Regions from separate parts of the Homo sapiens genome. Here region 2 is linked to region 1. The links are chromatin loops, found by intact Hi-C in ENCODE. Cell type or tissue: HepG2. All regions are shown on one strand. Each heading gives the region's core, and the rest is flanking DNA. Links, peaks and the distances in the headings are about the cores only.

What was found. Hi-C counts contacts between places; a loop is a spot of excess contacts. Peaks named below come from ENCODE experiments on the same cell type or tissue, not always from the same donor. Only the 100,000 strongest peaks of a DNase experiment are listed, where the experiment ranks them.
Region 2: it touches region 1 in a loop (2.3-fold over the local background); 2 of 110 quality-filtered maps call a loop at or near these places.

The regions. Positions count from the first base shown.
Region 1 is chr6:2,161,298-2,164,213 of GRCh38, forward strand. The region is part of intron 1 of GMDS (GDP-mannose 4,6-dehydratase); the gene reads right to left. Among named protein-coding and RNA genes, the nearest start is that of GMDS, 83 kb to the right of the region's middle. In HepG2, for the core only: no CTCF peak of the experiment used is centred there; no DNase peak of the experiment used is centred there.
Region 2 is chr6:2,224,171-2,227,086 of GRCh38, forward strand. The region is part of intron 1 of GMDS (GDP-mannose 4,6-dehydratase); the gene reads right to left. Among named protein-coding and RNA genes, the nearest start is that of GMDS, 20 kb to the right of the region's middle. RefSeq lists a silencer at 2,585-2,879. In HepG2, for the core only: no CTCF peak of the experiment used is centred there; a DNase peak (open chromatin) is centred at 1,551; H3K4me3 peaks cover 787 bases.

The DNA.
Region 1 (2,916 bases), core at 193-2,692:
CACACCCGGCCTATATGCTAAGATAATTTTAAAGTATAAAATCTTTAGTTCTGTGTATATGTTAGTTTTGCTCACTGACTGAAACAAGCTGTTAAATAGTAACAAATGACACGACTGACCACAGGTGCTTTCAGTGCACCTACTGTATCTACCATCTGACATCTTATGAGTACTGGGACAAGATTTAGGAATTATCAGAGGATTGACAGCTTCCCTCAGGAAGCTTCACAGTGTTTCTTGGAGGTTTTCTGTTTCAATTTGGGTGTACTTGAGGATTTGAAAATTCATTTTCCACATCTTAATAAAACTGTGCTATAAAGTGCTGACCCAGAGGTGGTGGGGGAACCCCCAATTCCCCACTGTGACCTTCAAACCAATCAGTCTAGGACAGAACAAGGACCTACGTGGGGCTGGTGAAAAAGATAAGGGACCCAACAGAGAAACCAAAGGACCCCTTTAAGGGACATTTCCCAAACTGTCCCTGAAACACAAAAAAGGGCTAAGGGTTTGGTTTCAAAGGACTTCCTGGCTGTGACTCAGACTGCTAAAAAGTCAAAATAAAAGGAGAGAAAGCCAAGACCTCATTCAAGCAAGTCACTAATGACAGGAGTCACTGTCAATAAACTCAAAAGCAAGATCTTGCCACAGATAAGCTACAATACAGCTAATTCACTCAGAAAAAAACAGAGCTGGTTCTCTATGCATGTTTTATACCACAATATATTCACCAAGAAAAATAATATTCTGCCAAGGAACATCTTAATGACACAGGAAATTGTCTATGCTTGATAAGGTCACTGCATTCATAGACAAAAATCTCTTGAGACTAAACTGGCCCCAGAGCCACACCAAGATATACATTCCAATGCCTATTTTAAAAATAAAGGAAGTCCATTTTCCAAGGAGCAGAAAGAATACCTGTGGGTGCCTAGGTTCTAATCATGCTTCTGCCCCAAGCTACATGACCTGGGAATTGTGAGTAAGCCACAGCGTAGGGAGGCCAGTTTTTGCAATGGTGACAAGGAACTGACTAGACAAGTTTGGTGGTTCTCAAAATCTCCTCCCATGGAACACCAGGGTTCCACTAATTAAGACTGTGGCTTTCTGTGGCTCAAATCAAATAATAGACATCTGTTTCCAAAGTTCTTTCCCATAATTTTTTCCTTATACCTCTGGGGCTTGAAAGTACTTGTCTGCTAAAAGGAAGCAGAAAAAAGGAGTAGACCTTATTGTTTTTTCTAGTCTCATGTATTCAGGGTTAGAATTTTAAACTTCATACTTAAAACAGTCTTACTTATTGCTAGCAAAATTATTCCTGGTTCAAATAATAGAATAAAAATATCAGGTTTTCATAACATTCCAACACACACACACACACACACACACACACACACACACACACACACACACACAAAACTTTCCTGGTGCTTCCCTACATTACCAGATTTGAGTGAGACCCATGAGATAAGTAACGTCTAAGAAGTGGCCCTGGGTTGAGAGGAGACAGCAGCAGTGATGCATACTTCCCACCCACACTGCTTCCACAGGAAACCGAGTTCCCTCCTGCTCTCCAAGCTCTGGGGCCACTGCAATTTCAGTTCATTCCTGCCATCCTTTGTTCCTTGTGGCCATCCCTCTCACTCACTCTATCGGCTCTGGGACTACATCAAAAAATAAAAAATTAGAGGAGCAACAGCCCACTGATCTAGACAGCTCTCTCATTTTCTCATTGATCCTTGCACACTGTAGTGTAGCTGATGTAAACTGTCGTAAGGAAAGTCTGGACAAGTTCTTGATATATTCAATCACGACCGATGACATGTGCCTAGGAGGCTACTTTTATAATGCTGAATAATAGGCCCAGGTGACAATAATAAACTGTCCTAACAGTGAACAGGGACTATAAAAATTGCCTACAAGCAAGGGAAGTGTCAGAAATCCTGTCATCTGCCTTGATTCTCAGGTGGAAAGAGAATCACCAAGGAAAAGTCAGATTTCCAAGCCCACTCACATCATGTGGGATTCTTGAGCAGGTCCACAGGGTCCAGGAGAGGCAAACACTAAATAGCTGTGTTAGTCAGGGTTCTCCAGGAAAACTGGACCAACAACATGTGTGTGTCTATGTGTGTGTGTGTGTGTGAGAGAGAGAGAGAGATTTACTACAACAAACTGGCTCGTGTGATTATAGAGGCTGAGAAGTCCCAAGATCTGCAGTCAATAAGCTGTAGACCCAGGAGAGCCAATGGTGTAAGTTCCAGCATGAAAGCTGACAGGTTCAAGAACCAAAAGGAGATAACATTTTAATTTGAGTCCAAAGGGAGGAAAAGACCATGTCCCAGCTCAAGACAGTCAGGCAGGAAGAGTTCTTACTTGTTAAGAGGGTCAACCTTTGTTCTATTCAGGACTTCAAATACCTGGTGATACCTACCCACATTAGACACACAGGATGAACTAGCCAACACCACAGGCTGAGCGCTGCCACTTGGCCCCTGGGATCCAATTGCTCCTGCTGCATTAGGTTTCCCAATTCAGTGACTACAGCTCCCACTGTAAGGCCTAACAGACGAAAGCAACCACAGAGCTCTTCCAGGATGCTGGGGCTCCCGTCACAAATGCATTTCTCACCATTGTGAAAGCCATGTCTTCTGGACCCTCCCGTGGTGGGCAAGTAGGTCTTTAACGACAAATCTACTCTAACATTTCATTCTTCCTAATAAGCCTTTGAATCCTTTTCTCTACATTAAAATGAGCCAAGTCTAGCATTTCTAATTCAATCACCGTAGGCCACCTTTTGGTCCATGGTTCAGCCAACCCAACGTACTATTAGAGCACTTTCTGACTCACTAAACTGCAACATTAAATGCAGAATCTTTGCTTAGTGAGTATATGTCAACAAATTCAGCCCGATACAACTTC
Region 2 (2,916 bases), core at 216-2,715, 63 kb after region 1:
AACAGTCCTTAAGAGATAAGAAAATGGACATAGTGACTGAAGCCACTGGGCTGTGAAACAAAGGCTGGGGGAATAATGAGAAAGATACTGACAGCCCGTTGTGGAACCCTAGAAATTATCCACCCTTATTGACACAGGTGTTGGGTTACTGTGCTTCATCTTTAATTCAGCTCTGTTGCAGGGATCCCTAATGCAGAACACTGACCACAGGGCCACAATGACTTCTGGACATTAGACTCAGACAACTTGGCATTTTCAGTTTGGTGATGATGTTGGAAACTGTTTTCAATTTGCAACCTAATTGCTTCCCAAATAAAGATCTCAATGATGCTTCTCATAGGAGAAATACATATATTCTAAAGAGTGCACTGAGTAGTTTTTAGCTATTTTACATATAATTTTATAGTTATAGGAGCGAAGATCAGTGATCAGAAATATTTTATGTACAAGTTTGGTATTATGTCTCAGAGAAAAAAAATCATAAGTATAGCATTTGTTAATGAACACCAAGTACCTTCATAAAAACATGTTTATTTGAACATGCAAATAAGAGTTAGTTGTTTACTCTCATCAAAATTATAGCGTGTCTTCAGGAAAAGAATTCTAGGTCAAAGCAGACTAATGTTCAGGACAGCCAAGAGTAAAACATTAATGAATATTTATTAATATTATGTGCCAGACACTGTGTCCTTCAACCCTCACCTATGGCTAGTACCATTATCCTCACTTTACAAAAGAGAAAACTGAGGCACAGAGAGGCTGAATAATTACTTGAAAGTCACAGAACTGAGAACTGGCAGAGAGGAGATTTGAACGCACGTACGTCCACACGATGTCAGACGCTACCTGAGATGAACAGTAAGCCTTGGCCGGGCATGGTGGCTCAGGCCTGTAACCTCAGCACTTTGGGAAGCCGAGGTGGGTGGATCGCTTGGGCCCAGGAATTCAAGACCAGCCTGGGCAACATGGTGAAACCTCGTTTCTATAAAAAATACAAAAAAAAAAAAAAATTAGCTGGGCATGGTAGTGCACAACTGTGGTCCCAGCTACTCGGGAGGCTGAGGCAGAAGTATTGTCTGAGCTGGGGAGGTCAAGGCTTCAGTAAGCCAAGACTGCACCACCGCACTCCATCCTGAGTAACCAAGCAAGACCCTGTCTCAATAAATAAACAAACAAACAAATAAATAAGCCTTTATCCTATGATCTCATTAAAGACAGAGGTGCCCCCTAACTTGCCCTTTAACTTGCAGTCTTGATCCCTGCAACAAAGCTGAACTAAAGATGAAGTGCAATACCAAACTGCTCCCTAACTTGTACCTTCTCCTGCTCCTATGCCACAGCTCTCTTCCATAAGTTCATTCTGAAGAGTCCTAGGCTGTTCTATGCAAATGACGAATCATTTGCCAACCCTTAGATTTTCCGGCTTGCATCCGGATCAGTGTGTTGGCTGTAAACCAACCAACACAGATGATCAATATTACAGCACAAAGGAAGTAAAAAGCCTTTGTGATTATCCAGTAAGCTAGGGATCAGAAAAGAATGATTGCAAAATCCTAACGTACAGTAGAATAAGGAAATGTTTCCAGGTATTTGTCAGAAAAGGGCCAGCTTCCATCTGGACCATGACCTACAAACAACATTAATGCTCCTAACAGAACTATTTAAATAAGATTCCACTGTTTGTTCTCTGAAATCTCCTGGGACACAATGACTACCTAGAAGGTAATCAGACCTCGACCACAGGAGAGCCAAGGACTGCCATTCCAGCTTTCCTGCCATTCTCACTTCCTGGCAGGTGAACTCTGCTCCCATTCCAGCCCCTGAAAGCCTAACCTAAGAAAAGAAAAAAAGAGAGAGGAATAGAAAAGAAAAAACTGTGAAAAGAAAGAAATGAAATAGAGGCAGAAAACAAAGAGGAGGGAGAAAGGAAACAATTACACTAGAGGTAGTTTCTGCTAGACCAACACTGAGCCAGGCCATCCCAGTTTTCACTCTCTTCTGGACACTCACCAACAATATACTTTAATTTTGTCAAAACTGCCTTTGGGTGAGGCATCCTGATTCCTGGGTAGAAATAACATGAAACCCGTGAAGTCAGAGACTCTTCTATAGTAGAGACCCAGAATGCAGTTCACTAATTTTGAAAGAATTTGTCAGAGCTGTAGGAGACCTGTGAGATCATGATTGCTGTTCCCATCTAAGAGTTAGATTCTGCCTATGATAACTGTCCATAAGGGCAACATTCCAACTAAATTTTCGCATTACTGTGTGCTACAATTAATTTTTTTAATCCAGTTAATAAAGTGCTTTCACAGAGTATATCATTAACAAAAGTTAATCGATAAATACTCCAGAGCAATAGCCCCAACAACAGAGATATTATAACCCTCCTATCAGAATACACAGAAATGGAATATGAGTATCTGGAAATGCAAACTTCAGCAAACATCACAGGAATTTTTTTAAGTGTTTGCATATAACATGTCAAAAACTAATGAACTCTGATTCTACTAGCATTTACTCTCCTAAATTCTATCACTCAAAATAATATGAAACCATTAAAAACACCTAACATGTGAACTAAAATATACACACAAATGTCTATGACAATCATAATAGGAGGTGCTAAGCTGGTTAACTAACAAGATCTCTTGAGGCTGGGATTTTCCTCACCCTAGACCCCCAGATGCATTCATCCCTGGAGTCCCTCGTACTCAATCAGTACTTGATGACTCTGAAAGAATCATCCAGGAATGATTCCAGATGGAATTTAAGTTCCATATCCAACTCAAGGCCAGTAACATTTGCTGAAAAGCAGTGAAGTCAATCAGTAACAAGTTAGTCAAAACAATGAAGAAAAGATAATGCAGGCAGTAATTACTTCTGAGTGGTGGGATTGCGGGTGTTGTTTTTTTT